Regions from separate parts of the Homo sapiens genome. Here region 2 is linked to region 1. A link is an interaction called in ENCODE POLR2A ChIA-PET data of the cell type or tissue named here. Cell type or tissue: PC-9. All regions are shown on one strand. Links, peaks and the distances in the headings refer to the core of each region. The heading gives the core; the rest is flanking DNA.

Evidence for each region. Peaks named below come from ENCODE experiments on the same cell type or tissue, not always from the same donor. Only the 100,000 strongest peaks of a DNase experiment are listed, where the experiment ranks them.
Region 2: POLR2A ChIA-PET joins it to region 1 with 5 read pairs; 2 of 35 experiments call an interaction of 5 or more read pairs at or near these places.

What each region holds. Positions count from the first base shown.
Region 1 is chr4:121,609,309-121,617,033 of GRCh38, reverse strand. No RefSeq gene overlaps it. Among named protein-coding and RNA genes, the nearest start is that of ANXA5, 84 kb to the left of the region's middle. In PC-9, for the core only: no CTCF peak of the experiment used is centred there; no DNase peak of the experiment used is centred there.
Region 2 is chr4:121,708,290-121,716,014 of GRCh38, reverse strand. No RefSeq gene overlaps it. Among named protein-coding and RNA genes, the nearest start is that of ANXA5, 15 kb to the right of the region's middle. RefSeq lists enhancers at 2,819-4,018, 4,019-4,298, 3,962-4,465. In PC-9, for the core only: no CTCF peak of the experiment used is centred there; DNase peaks (open chromatin) are centred at 4,254 and 5,864; H3K4me3 peaks cover 1,108 bases; H3K27ac peaks cover 2,332 bases.

The sequences.
Region 1 (7,725 bases), core at 1,786-6,785:
AACAGCAAATATTGCTGCCTGATCCTTTTCCTCTGGAAGCTTCATCCCAGAGGGGCACGTGCCTATATGAGGTGTCTGTCTGCCCTTACTGGGAGATGTCTCCCAGTTAGGATACACGGGGTTCAGGGACCCACTTGAGAAGGCAGTCTGTCCATTCTCAGAGCTCAAACACCGTGCTGGAAGAACCACTGCTCTCTTAAGAGCTGTCAGACAGGGACATTTAAGTCTGCAGAAGTTGTCTGCTGCCTTTTGTTCAGCTATGCCCTGCCCACAGAAGTCTAGCCTATAGAGGCAGTAGGCCTTGCTGAGCTGTGGTGGACTCCGCTCAGTGCGAGCTTCCAGGCCACTTTGTTTACCTACTCAAGCCTCAGCAATGGTGGACGCCCCTCCCCCAACCAGGCTGCCACCTCACAGTTTAATCTCAGACTGCTGGGCTAGCAGTGAGCAAGGCTCTGTGAGCATGGGACCTGCCGAGCCAGGCACGGGAGAGAATCTCCTCGTCTGCTGGTTGTTAAGACCTTGGGAAAATTGCAGTATTTGGGCAGGAGTGTCCTGTTTTTACAGGTGCAGTCTGTCATGGCTTCCCTTGACTAGGAAAGGGAATTCCCCTGACCCCTTGCACTTCCTGGGTGAGGCGACAACCTGCCCTGCTTTGGCTCGCCCTCTGTGGGCTGCACCCACTGTTCAACCAGTCCCAGTGAGATGAGCCAGTTTCCTCAGTTGAAATGCAGAAATCACCCATCTTCTGCATCAGTCATGCTGGGAGCTGCAGACCAGAGCTGTTCCTATTCGGCCATCTTGGCCACAAGTTTTAAGTTTACAAATAAATGATATTCAGAAAAAGAATACATCTGTGTAACCAGTCCTCATGTCAAAAAACATAATCAGCACCCATGAAGCTCCAATTATACCCTTACAGTGACTGCCTCCTCATGGGTAACTGTTAGTCTAACTTCTAATGCTATAGTTTAGCTCTGTACATATTTGAACTTTTTATAAATGGAATCATCATGGTAGGTATTATTTTGGGTGTGGCTTTTCTTGCTTAACATTATGTTTGTGACATCTGACCATATCATGGAATTGTAATTTGTTCATTTTCATTGCTGTGCAGTTTTCCACTGGATAAACCCACAATTTACTTATGCATTATACCATAGATAGTTCAGCTGTTTTCATTTATTTGTCAATTAAAAATGGTACCAAACTATTGGTAGATTGATTAAAAAAATTATTTTGTAGTGATGGGGCCTCACTATATTGCCCAGTCTGGTCTCGAACTGGCCTCAAGTGATCCTCTTGCCTCAGCTTTCCAAAGTGCTGGGCTTATAGGTGTGAGCCACTGTGCTCAGCCTGGTAGTTTAATTTTTAAAATAATTTTTTAATAGAGACAAGATCTTACTATATTATCCAGGCTGGTAGTTTGATTTTAACAGTATTCCAGTTTCTGTCTGGTTGCCTTTCATGTGAAAGTGCTAATTGCAATGTTCTATGTCACAATAACAAATGAGAGGAACAGTGAGTTTGTAGTATTTGGCAGTACTAGGTGGCAAAAATCTCCCTTCCTCTACCCCAAATTTGTATACTAATTTAAGCATTGCCAACCTTAGCCTATATTTATAAAGAGAGAAATGATCAAATCATGGGGGTTACTTCCACTTTGTAAATTAGGGTAAAGACTGTGTTATCCATGTAATGCTATTTGATAATCTACCCCAGGAATATCCACTAAGACCTCCTTGTAAACTACCATCCTTAGGGGGTCCTAAGGATAGTTGGCTTAGAATGGTTGAAGAGAAACACCTTTTGAGATGGATGTGTACTGGGAGAGTGTTGTGGCATCATACATAATTTTGCTCAATGAGCGAATTATTTTCTGCATAGATTGAAAACTTCCACACTACTGTTAAGAAATGTTTAAAACAAGTCTCTTTTTCTTTTTCTTTTTTATTTTTTTGAGATGGAGTCTCGCTCTGTTGCCCAGGCTGAAGTGCAGTGGCACGATCTCTGCTCACTGCAAGCTCTGCCTCCTGGGTTCACGCCATTCTCCTGCCTCGGCCTCCTGAGTAGCTGGGACTACAGGCGCCCACCACCACGCCCGGCTAATTTTTTGTATTTTTTTTAGTAGAGACAGGGTTTCACCGTGTTAGCCAGGATGGTCTCGATCTCCTGACCTCGTGATCCGCCCACCTCGGCCTCCCAAAGTGCTGGGATTACAGGCGTGAGCCACTGCGCCCGACCAACAAGTCTTTTCTTAGTGACAGGGATTATGCAGGAGAATTATGGATTTCCCAGGATCATGCTGGGAGAAGGAGTGCAGATGCAGGACAGGTTTAGAGAAGATTCTGAAAGCAGTAGTAATGTGGGAAGCAAGAAGCGTTTATTTTTCAGAATGTGTGGATGAAAGAGAGTCTGTTTTGTTTACTGGTTTATTCCCATTGCCTAAACCAGGGCCAGGCATATACGTAGGTATTAAATACCTCTGAATGTGGACATAGAAGCAGAGGCCTCTGCAGAAAATCAACTAATAAATGCTGGCTACCTGAATACTTTGCATATGGGCATAAGCAAAGACTAAAACTGTAATTATAGAGGCCCTGGAGCAAGAAATAGCTGAACTTAGTGGAGACCACAGGGTCCACAGAGTGAAGATAAGTATTCCCCTAGTCTTGCTGATTAAGGATCCTTATCAGTCTAGAGTGAAGAGAAACAGACCTTCACACAGTTCTCCTTTCTGGCTTACTACTGTTCACTGATAGAACTGGTGCCATTACATCTGTTAGCAACATAACTGAGTCTGGAATCACAAAACAGCACAGTCTTCATATTTTGTCTTGTGTTTGAGGTGACAGGGACTGCAAAGTCTGTAGCAGCTCAGGAAATCTCTGTGCTCATAAACAAGTGATATAGCCCTTTATATGCAAATTTGGCATTTTCTTATAATTAAAACTTGCAATATAACTTTGCAGAAGGGATGCTCTTATGGCATTTCAGATGTTCATCTGAAACAATAAAGGAAATTAGGAGAGTTTTAAAGAAATAGGTATCTATAAATTGGCACAGTATGAAGAGTAAAATAACCAAGAGGTTGGCTGGTTGTGTGTTGGGAAGGCTTGTTTTTATGTATTTGGGGCAGGTGATGGAATTAAGGGTGAGTGGTTCTTGAATGTGTCAATGAATGAGGCAGAAAGTGGGAGAATCAGGCTTCAAGATATGCATATAACTCCAGAGAATTAGAGGAGGGAACTGAAAATATTATTTTTTGGTATGTGATTCTGCAAATATATTGCTCATAATAGACTGCAGGCACAGGAGACAGAATGTCAGAATATTCTGCAATAGGAACCTTGTACTTGTTTTTCTTCCCTTGAGAAGTGCTACCTCACTTGAATTGGCAGGACTTTAATGAAATGGCAGAGTGTAACTCTTCAGATTCGAATTTGGCCTGCACTGTGTAGACAGTGTGCTAGAGCTCACATGCACATGAAACACTTTGTATGGAGAGGTTGAGAATTAATGTTTTCTTAGGGGTTGAGTTTTCAGGGATTACTATCCCTTTGAAAATACTCCACAATGAAGGCTGGGCATGGTGGCTCATGCCTGTAAATAATCCTAGCACTTTGGGAGGCCAAGGCGGGTGGATCATGAGGTCAGGAGTTCAAGACCAGCCTGACCTGACCAAGATGGTGAAACCTGTCTCTACTAAAAATACAAAAAAATTAGCTGGGTGTGGTGGCAGGCACCTGTAATCCCAGCTACTCGGAAGGCTAAGGCAGATAATTGCTTGAACCTGGGAGGTGGGGGCTGCAGTGAGCCGAGATCACGGCACTGCACTCCAGCCTGGGCGACACAGCGAGACTCCGTCTCAAAAAAAAAAAAAAAAAGAAAAACTTCACAATGATTGGTAAGCTATAATTTAGGGGCCACAGAAATGATCGATCCAATAGTGCTCCAAGGTATATGAAACTGTAACTTTATTTTAAAGGAAGGGAGGACTTGGAGGCTTAAAATAGGTATCAGCTGAAATTCCAGCAGCACAAATGTGCCAGGACAAATCAATTATTGGAAATGATTTATTCAGTCAACTTTTACTGGACAGAATTATTCTCATTTCAATAGTCTATTTTCTGCTCCCTTCAAAGAACTCTCCCCCGCACCTTCTTTCCCACCCCTCATCTTCTCTGACTTCTGATGAGGTGCTGTCAGAGGGGCCTGGCAGTGGGAGTAAGCTAATTACACCACCCAGTGCCATACTCCGATTATGAATTTTCAGGTTAGAGATTCATCTGCAAACTGAAGCTTTTTCCTTCAGCCCTCTGATATTAAATTAGGGCAAGGCTTTTTAAACAAAATTAATTATTTAACCAATTTTTAACATATGGAGTCTTAATATGTTGCCCCAGCTGGTCTCAAACTCCTGGGCTCAAGCAATCCTCCCACTTCAGCCCCCTGAGCTGGAACTACAGGTGTGCACCAATGAGCCTGGCTAAGGTGGGTTTTTAAAGAACAATTAGTTTGGAGAATGAAGGTACAATTTGTGGATTTCTCATGCCCATATTTTTCATCCATTATTTCATTATTTCATCCATTTTGTGATTTCCTTTTGGCCTTTTCTCCTCGTATTTAACACTTCTTACAGAGGTAATCTGGGGAGGGAAAAGGAGGTGAAACTTGTATCATTTCATTACTCACACATGTTAAGTATTCGGGGATGTGATTAGGGTTGGAAGAAGGCAGTTTGTTTACTACTTAAATGATTTTATATTTTATAAATGATACTACATTTTGATTATTTACAGGCTATGGTATTCATACTATCTTTGTTCTTATGATATCACATAATAACAAATGTACTGATTTGTCCAGTGTTCCATGAGAACTGGGGCAAGACGCAGCCGGCTTGGAAGCTGTAATGGAATCTGACTTTGAAAGTCATTTTATCTGAGATTCTTATTATTATTCTTATGGCTCCTCAGCATATGGTCTATTCTTTTTCAAAAAGTGAATGGATTTTATAACTTAGAGCAGCTTCGGGTCATAGAAAAATTTAAGAGAAAATACAGATAGTTCCCAAATACTTCCTTTATTTCCTCCCAGTTTCCCCAATTATTAACATTTTGCATTAGTGTGGTACATTTGTTACAATTGATGAACCAATATTGAAATATTATTAACTAAAGTCCAGAGTTTATATCACGGTCTACTCCTTATGTTGTACAGTTGGGTTGTGACAAATGTATAGTGTTATGTATCCACCATTACAGCATTGTACAGGATAGTTTCACCACCCCTCAAAATTCTCCGTGCTTCATCTATTCATCCCTTCCCTATTCTCCCTCACTCCCCCAAACCTCTGTCAACCATGGATCTTTTCAGTGTCTAATTTTCCCTTTTCCAGAATGTCACATAATTGGAATCATATGGGATGTAGCCTTTTCAGACTGGCTGTGTCGCTTAATAATGTGTGTTTAAGGGTCCTCCATGTTTTTTCATGGCTTGATGGCCCATTTCTTTTTACTACTGCATAATATTCTGTTGTATCAATGTACCATTCTGTTGAATGAATGTTCATCCATTCACCTATTGAAGGGCATTTTGATTGCTTCAAATTTTTGGCTATCCTGTTCTTTTGATGCCAGTACCTACACTCTGCCTGTGCCAGTGATAGGCTGAAAAATGTTCCCCCAAAAGTAGCAAGGTCCTAATCCCTAGAACCTGTGACTGTTCCTTGGTATAGCAAAAAAAGTTTGCAGATGGGACTAAATTAAAGATGTTGAGATGGCAGATTATCTTGGATTATCCTAGATGAAACCATATCTATCCTTCTAAGAGGGAGGCCTAGTCCCTGCCTATACTTTGATTTCAGCCCAGTGAAACTGATGTTGAACTCTGGCCTCTAGAACTGTGAAAGAATACATTTTTGTTGCTTTAAGCCACCTGATTTGCAGTGATTTGTTATAGCAGCCATAGGAAACTAATACTCTGCCTCTGTCCCATTGGAATCAGTGTGGCGGATGTCACTCAGAGTACCCAGTGGAGTCGTTGGATGCCCCCTTTCCATCCCTGCTGTTGAAAAGGAATTTTGTGAGCAGGGGAAAGGGTGTAAGGGCACTGGAGTTCATTCTAGCAGAAGAGACTGTCAGTTCTTTCCTGCTACTGTGTTGAACTGCCTACTTTCTATTTCTTTCTGAGACTGATTCTTTAACTTTTGCCTTAATCCTGAGCATATCCATATCCTCATAATAAATTCACTTATTACTTAATGTAGTCAGAGTTTTTGTTTGTTTATACCCTGGTTATTCTATATAGTTACATAGAAATATTGTTCTTTATTTCCTTGTTGGGGTGAGTTACTGTCTAATGTTACTCTTGGTTCAACTTTCAAATTTCAAAATGAGGTTTTAGCTGTTGCAACTGAGTTGCTTTCATAAGGCAGGTGAGAAGCCCTAGAGCAATCTTTTCACATAAGGATATGTAAGGGCTTCTGGAATGAAAGATCTTGGTAAAATGAATTTTTGTTTGTTTGCAATGTAAGAAATATGTGTAGGATTTTTGTCTTTAAAAATAACACAGGCTTTATTAAAAAATAGAGCTGCAAAAGGGAAAAGATGAAATGTGGAATACACATTACAAAATCATAGATTATTTATCAACTTTAGATCATAAGAGTATCTCTATTGAGAAGCAATAATAGCACACAGAACTAAGTTTGCCTTATTTTTTCTAAGGTTCATTTTAATAAATAGCAGTCTATGACAGTTTCCTGAGCATTGATGGAACAGAGACTTAGGACACAGCCTCGGCACAATGCATTCAATGGATGCTGTTATCTATTTAATTAATGGTTGAATGAACACACATGAATCGAATGAGTAGGCACAAAGGTGAAAGCTTCGCTTATTTAGAATGGAATCATTCCTAAGAGCTCTTCTGACAAACTCTTGTAGGAAAGTTGTGAGTCACTGTTATCATATTTTATTGATCTGAAAGGTGGTAGAAAAGATCAAGGAGAGAAAATAAGTAGAAAATCATTTTCAGCCTCATCTCATAAAAGGCAAAGCAGTAGGATGAAAATTTTCCCCTTTGTACCGCCGTAAAGCAATGATGACCTGCTTATGTAATCTACAAAGGAAATGCTTATTTATGTAACCTCTTAGCGATGCTGTTAATGTTTAGAAGGGCAAAAAGTACTGTCTATTATAAAAAAAACTCACTATTAAACATTGAGGCACATCTGAGAAAAGTAGGGAGTGGTGAAGTCATTTTTTCTTTTCTACAGTTGCACAGCCGTCTCGACATCAACTGCAGATGTCTTCTCTACCCTGCCTCCACCACTGGCCGTGAGTGTTTTCATCCACCTGCCCCTGCCCCTGCCCCTGCAAACACACACTCACACAGTCCTACTTTATTCTCTCAGGCTTTGGCTTGAGCCATCAGTTGTTAAATTTGGTTTTTGTTTTTTTTTTTCCCTGGAAGCACCTGGGATGAGGGTGGTTCAGATGTAGCAGGTAGGAAGAGAGACTAATGAAAAAGACGGTATCCTGATCTAACTTCTAGGTGACATATAATAAGAGCAGGCTGCTCCCTTGCTAAGGCTGGGCACCTCTTAGGGTATAATCCCAGTGTCTTATTATGTTGATAGTCTTGATCTTTCTTTGATTTTGAAAGGTCTCCTAAGCTTGCTCAATTTTTCTTATAGTGCATTATTATATTAAAAATAATGTC
Region 2 (7,725 bases), core at 1,291-6,290, 99 kb before region 1:
AAATACTTACACAAAATACCTCTATGTAGACAAGATAGAAGCAGTAGAATTTTGGAAACTAGAAAGCAAATGGAGTAGTGGTAAAACTGACTCAACACACCAGAGAAAGCTGAGGTGAAGGCTGCTTTGAACTATGGAATCTCAGAACTACTTAGAAATATTAACATAAGGGGTACAGGTAGTCCTGAAAATGGGAAGATTAGTTGCAAGTCAGTAAAAGAAATGAATTGGCAGCCAAACTTACTTCTCAGGTGGGAGTCGTAGTTGAGTTCTCTGTGGGAAGCTAGCTGAAAACAAAAACTAAAACAAATAAACAAACAACAAACAATAAAACAACCTTGCCAAATCACCTTACAAGAATAAGTGTCAGTCTGTTCCTGTCACTTTTTTATTGCCTTGTTTTAAATATAAGCAGACAGCCAAGGATCACCAGACAATTAAGGAAGGCCTATGTCATAACAGAACTGAATCTTCAAGAAAATAGCAGCTACGTGTGGACCAGAAGAAAACATAAAAACAAACAAATGAACAAATGAACCAAAATTTCAGAAGAAAGTCTGGAAGGGAAATTGGGAAAAATCCAGAAAGTCAATCAAAAATAGAGAAATGAAAAATAGAAGAGAAAAGGAAAATAGTAGAGTTCAAGAAGCTCAACACCTAAATAAGCAGGAGTTCCAGAAAGAGAGATTATAAAAAGATAGGGTAGGATATTTTCACAGAAATAAGCAAAAACATTTTTCCTGAACAGAAGTCATGAGTTTATAGATGGAGAGAGCTCACTTTGTGCCCTGCATAATGCATAAAAAACAAAAACACACAAAGGCATGCCATGAGAAATTTCAGAACCTTGGAGATAAAGAAAAGAGCCTACAAGTACCCAGATATTCAAAAGACCCAGAAGTGGAAAGATACCAGACTTCTCACCTGCCACACGGGAAAGCTAGAAGCCAGTGCAGCCATATCTTTGAAATTCAGATGGAAAATGACTTCAAATCTTGATTCCTATTCCTTGCCAAATTTTCTAACACATATGAAGGCATATTAAAAATATTTCTGACATGCATGTTTTTTAAAAAAATTATGTCCTTTTTATTATTTTTCAGGAAAATATTAGAGCATGGATTCCACAAACTGAGGCAATAAACCAGGAAGAATACAACATAGGATCTAGGAAACAGGGAACTGTCCAGATACATTGACCGATTGTTGCAGTTTGCCTTAACCTTAGGGACTGCCAGATCTGGGTTATGAAATTGGCACAGTTCCTGGCAAATGGGAATAGCTTTGTCATCCTATGTCCACAATAACAATGATGGGAAGTCCCAACTGGAAAGCTGGTGGCCGATAATAGAACAACTCGACCAGAGAGGTTAAGAGAGTGCTTTTTTTAAATTTATTTTTTATTTTTTATTTTTCTTTAGATAGGGTCTTGTTTTGTTGCCCAGGCAGAAGTGCCATGATCACGGCTCACTGAAACCTCAACCTACCAGGCTCAAGTGATCTTCCCACATCAGCCTCTTGAGTAGCTGGGACTGTCAGTGCATGCCACCACACCCAGATCATTTTTTAATTTTTTTTGTAGAGACGGGGTCTTGCTATGTTGCCAAGGCTGGTCTTAAACTCCTGGGCTCAAGCAATTCTCCCCACTCTGCTTCCCAAAGTGCTGGGATAACAGGTGTGAGACACTGCACCAGGCCAGAGAATGCTTTAGAAGGGATGTCTCTAGAGGAAAATGCATACACACATATGTGTGTGCGCACGTATGTGTGTGTATTGCCTGTTGAATTTGAAGGCATTAAAGAAATTCTTCTTTTAAGGTTGTATTTAGAGGTAAGTAAGTTGTAGGTCTCCAGCACATGAAACCAATGAGAGTAGTGGAAATAAGGAAAAAAGTTATAGATGAAAGAGAGTGAAATCAGAGGACATTAACATGGATCTTCTGTGAATTATATTTATGTAATCATGGTGATGTAAGCACTGAATATTGCTCCAACCAGAAACTATAACTATTGAAATGATGGAGAGAGAGAAAGAGACAGACAGAGGAAAGCTAAATCATTATCTTTAATGGTATGGAGTCGATAGATAATATTCTAAAAAAGTCAACATAATCATGTTATTTAAAAATATAGAGGTCAAGTCCAGAAAAAATGGTTAAAAGAATTAAAAAATTTTTGCTTCTGGAGAATGGAAGTTAGTGGGGGTAAGACAAGAGACTTTTTTTTTTATTGCTAACATGGTAAAAAAAATTTTGACTTTTAAAATTATGAAATGAATATCTTTAATAGAGTAATATATTTTAAAAAGAAGTAATTACATTCTGCAACTCTTAACTTCATTTATGTAACATATTGATGTTCAGAGTTTTACATTTTAGTGTAGTCAAATTTATTAGTTTTTCTTTTACTTTTACAATTTGTTCTTGTAGTCTAAATTTCTTCATTAATGTGTCAAAACACAATGTAGAGTGACAAAAATAGCTAAAGAGCATGTATAGTGCATGCCATGTCTAATTGTATTAAATTTGAAATCAAGCAATACTATATTTGTATATGATTAGATATATAAGTAACAAATATATGTACAGGAATACCAATGCTAACATTCTGTGTCTTTAATATTTTATTCCTCTATTTTTAAAATTGGTTTCATTAACAAGGTATTTAATTGTAACAAGGTTTAATTGGTAGCAAAATACCTTTACATTTCTATAGTTTTAAATATTTCATAGTTAAAAAATTAATAGGCAACCATAATATCCTATGGCAAAGCTTAGAGGAAGGTACCATAGAAGGTATGTGGTGCTAGATAATCCATAGAAAAGTACCTAATCCAAATTAGGGGGGCTGGTAAGGAAAGGCTTCTGAACAAGGCAAAGACCTATAAGCTACAACCTGAGAGAAACATACTGGGACTGGGGGTGGGCCAGGATGTGGTGGAGATGAAATTCTCTAAGAAGGTAAGGGGAATTGATGTGTTAAAGTCGTCAGAATCAAAATGGAGTCACTTGTGCCAAACTCTAACAAATATGGCCAAGAGGCTGAGAAGGGAAGGTTCTCAGGCACACATGCTTATGATAAGAACGATTACAAAGACTTTCTGAAGGGGGTCTTATGCACGTATTCCTATAAAAAGGACTTTTTTTTAACTTTTTTTTTTAAGTTCAGGAGTGCATGTGAAGATCTGTTATATAGGTAAACTCATTCATGGCGGTTTGTTATACAGATTATCTCGTCACCCAGGTAGTAAGCCTAATACCCAATAGTTATTTTTTCTGATCCTCTTCCTCTTCCCGTCCTTTATCCTCAAGTAGGCTCCAGTGTCTGTTCCCTTCTTTGTGTCTGAGTTCTCATCATTTAGCTCCCAAACTTATAAGCGAGAACATGCAGTATTTGGTTTTCTGTTCCTGCATTAGTTTGCTAAGGATAATGGCCTCCATTTCCATCCGTGTTCCTGAAAAGGACATGATCTCATTCTGTTTTATTTTCCAAGGACTTCTCAAACTAGCTAGCCAGATGCACAAGAACACTTGCTGGACACTGTCTCCACTAATGAACTGGAATCAACTCCTGCCATAAGCCCCTGTAAGCAGTGTTCTCTTTGCCTCAAAACAAATTACGTCTACTTTTCTCTTTTGGTTTTATAAGCTTTCCCTCATTGTCTTTGGATGTACTTTTGGGCCCCACAGCTCGCATATCCCAGATTTGCAAATCCCCTGCACATTTCCAAACAAACTCAGTATCTCTGAAGGGACTCTCTCTGTGATGTAGGAGAAATGATAAAGGAGTCATAAACCATGATCCTGATGATGGACTTCATCCTGAGAAGAAGGTGAATCATAAAGATTGTTCAGCTGCAGGGCAAGAGCGATCCTAGAGACCAGGTGAGGAATCTGGTGTCTGTATTTCATTGGTAGATGCTCAAATTCTTTACAAAATGATTTCCTCCCCACATGATGCCTTCTGCCTCAGTGGCCCCACCGTTTTCACTTTTTCTGTTCTCCCCACATCGGGCCAGATAGCGATTCCTTCGTTCCCAGTTGCTGCCCTGTATTGTCATGCAGAGGCCCCTGGCCTTCCCCAGTCTTGTCTAAGGCTGCCAGTCGCTCCCCTTCTGTCCCAGCAGCAGCTTACATCTGTCCCTCCGGCAGCTGTGAGGCCTTGTCAATGTGGTTTTTTTTCCTCTGGCCTCCTTTCTTTGCCAAAATCTTCTTTCTGGCCCCCTGGGATTCCTGGACGCTGAGTCACCCGCGGACCGCTGTGACTCCCGCCCACTGCCGCTTACTCATCTCCTGGGCTCTGCCTTGCCGGCCGCCTCGCAGCCGGGAGGCCCAGACCCCGCACTGTGAGTGCGCTCCGTTCAGAGCAAAGGCTCAGGAGTGAGGCAAGCTGGATCGTGATTTTCCTACCAAATCCAGCTGGAGAGAGGACAGGGCTTGTGCTCAGAATCAGTGGGTATTTATCATGGCTCCAATAGCTGAGGTTTACTCTTCCCAAAGGTAGTTTCTGAAAAATATTTGGAAATACTGATTTTGTTTCACTTGTGTGATGGTGGAAGCTCTTTCTATTTGATGTTCTGAATGCCCTGTTTATGTCTTCTCAAAGAGTGTTTGCCTTTCAATAGGGAAACATGATTTGATTTTAGTATTACATACTATTTTTTCATGTTGTCTTTTTTAGATTAAGGTAAAATTTCCATGAGGTAAAATAAACATAAGTATTTATAATAAATATTTATTGAAATAATATATTTTACTTATACATACATAAATTTATTTATATTATACATACATAAATTTATTTATATTATACATACATAAATTTATTTATATTATACGTACATAAATTTATTGTTTATAAACAATAAATAATAAACATAATTTAATCAATAAGTTTAATTTAATTAATAAGCATGAATTAATGTTTAATTTAATTAATAAACATAAATTATAACAAACTGTAATTGATGAAATTTGACAAATACATACACTCATGTAACCATCATCCATATCAAGATATAGAACCTTTCCATTATCTCAGGAAGTTTTGTTGCTCCCCCTTTTAGTCAACCTCACCCTCAAAACTCCCCAAAGCCTTCCATCCCCCCAAAACAGCTAATTCTGATTTCTATTATCATAGCTTAGTTTTCCTGTTCTTGAAATTCGTGTAGATGGAATCAGACAGAATGGTTTTTCTTCTGTCCTGCTTCTTTTGCTGAACACGTTTTTGAGATTATTCCATGCTGTTGTGTTCTTTTTTTGCTGCTGGACATCATTCCATTATATAAATAAACCACAATGTATTTATTCTTCTTCGATGAACGTTTCAGTTGTTTCTACAAACAAATTTTTAAAATGAGTAAACTGTATAGAAAAGTTTAGAAGATTTTTACATAGTGGAGAGTTTTCTTCCTGAAATCAAAAATACATTCCTAGCAGATTATCTAAAAAATTGGAGTTAGATTCTCTGTTTACATCCTATAGACTCAAGATAAAAATCTGAAGGTCAAAGGAGACTATGTTTTAATGCTCTTTCAATCCCTATCCTGAGACTTTAAATAATAAGTAAAAATATTTTCTTCAGAACTCTTCCTTTGCATATTACTTTGCGAATATTGATTAGATAATTCACTCAAAACATTCCTTACTGTAATTATTTTTACTGTGTTTCAAAATGAAACAGAAATAAAAATAGGTCATGGGTTTTATTCAAAACCCAAGTGAAGCTTGAGTTAGGAACACTGAGCACCCTAAACTTGAAACTTGGGTCTAGAATATCAGTCATGTTGACCCCTGTAAGCAAACTTTGGATTAGTCATCTATTGTTCTGTAACAAATCATCTCAAATTTGGTGGTTTAAAACAGTAAACTTTTTTTTTTTTTTTTTTAATCTCACAATTTCTGTAGGACAGGAATTCAAGAGCAAACTAGCAGGTGGCTGTGGTCCTGGTTTTTCAGCTTGCCGTTAAGATATTGGGACACTTGGTCAAGGAGGAGCCTTATGAGAAAGAAAAAAATTAAGAGAAGATGGTTGCAGTAGGTTTTGAAGCAGGAGTAGGAGTTCACCAGGTGAACTAAGAGAATGTAGGAGTTGGGGAGAGGGTGTTGGAGCAGGCAGGGGAGATAGCAAATGCAACACCAGGAATTTTTTTTTTTTTTTAAGACAGAGTCTTGCCCTGTTGCCCAGGCTGGAGTGTAATGGCGTGATCTCGGCTCACTGCAACCTCTGCCTCCTGGGTTCAAGTGATTCTCCTGACCCAGTCTGTCAAGTAGGTGGGATTATAGGCACGCGCCCCCACGGCCAGCTAATTTTTTGTATCTTTAATAGAGATGGGGTTTCACCATGTTGGCCAGGCTGGTCTCGAACTCCTGACCTCGTAATCCACTCACCTCAGCCTCCCAAAGTGCTGGGATTACAGGCATGAGCCACTGTGACCGGCCAAAACCAGGGATTTTTATGTAGTTTCTCAGCAAGAAAGCAGAGGTAAAGTAAGTTTGGAGAGAGGGACATGGAAAAGTTCAGGAAGGTCATTGTATACCTTGCTAAAGAGTCTCGACTATTTTTCACAAGCAATCTGGATCTGCTAAAAATCTGTTAATTTGAAGTATGGAATGACATGTTCATATTTGCATTTAGAAAAAAGTAAATCTTAAAGCAATTTGGAAAGTAAATTAGAGAGAGAGGAGAAATTAAGAGCCCAGCAGAAAACTTGCAGGAAACTTACAATTGGGTAGGAGGAGGCTAATACAAGCTAAGAAAGGTGTTGTTAGAATCTACTTCTTTAGATGTGGTGATGGGAGAGGGAGAGGTGAAGAAAGATGAAGGATCCAGAATACTGCCAAGATTCTGGTACGGATGACTGATCAACAGTGATATCTTTAACCAGGACAGGAACTGCGGGGAAAAAGCTAGTCTTGGAGGAAAAATGATGAGTTAGATTTGGGCATGTTTGAGTTAGCTATGGGATATCTTGGTTGAGACATGAGTAGCAAGCAGGTAGATATATCAGCCTAGAGCTCAGGAGAGAGGTCTGAGCTGGAGATGCGGGTTTGGAAGTGTGGTTTGTTATGGTCAGGCCACTGCAGGCTGGGTGACATGGTTCTCAGATGCAGGTGATTTTGCTTAGCAGAGTACATTGGGCAATGTTGGGAGACACTGTTGTTTGTCACAACTGGAGAGGGAGGGTACTAATGGTGAATAGTGAGTAGAGGCTGAAGATGCTGCTAAACATCCTGCAATGGACAGGAAAGCTACCCTTACCCTACCCCCATTCCCCAACAAAGAATTATCCAGGTCAATATGTCAATAGTGCCATGGTTGAGAAACCCTGATTTACAGAGGCAGGAAATGCTTCATTTTACTTCATACTTCAAGTTAACAGATTTTTAGCAGATCCAGATTGCTGATGAAAAATTTTTCCAGGAGATGTTCCACTAGATCATGTGGGTGGGGGCTGCCACTGGGGTCTGTGACCTTGCTGCTTCAATCTGATTTTTTGAAGTTGAGCTTTGGAAAGGTGGCTTTTGTGGAGCTAGTGGAATGAAAGACTGAGCTAACTATGGCTGTATTCTTGCCACAAGCAGAAAGCTGGTCACTGGCCTATGAGAAAGGAACATGAGACAGAGAGCTCTGAGCAGGTCATCACAATTCCCTTCACAATTTTTCTTTATTTCTGTTGTTGGTTTTCAAAATTTCTGTGAACTTAATGTGGGGATGCCCCATCAGT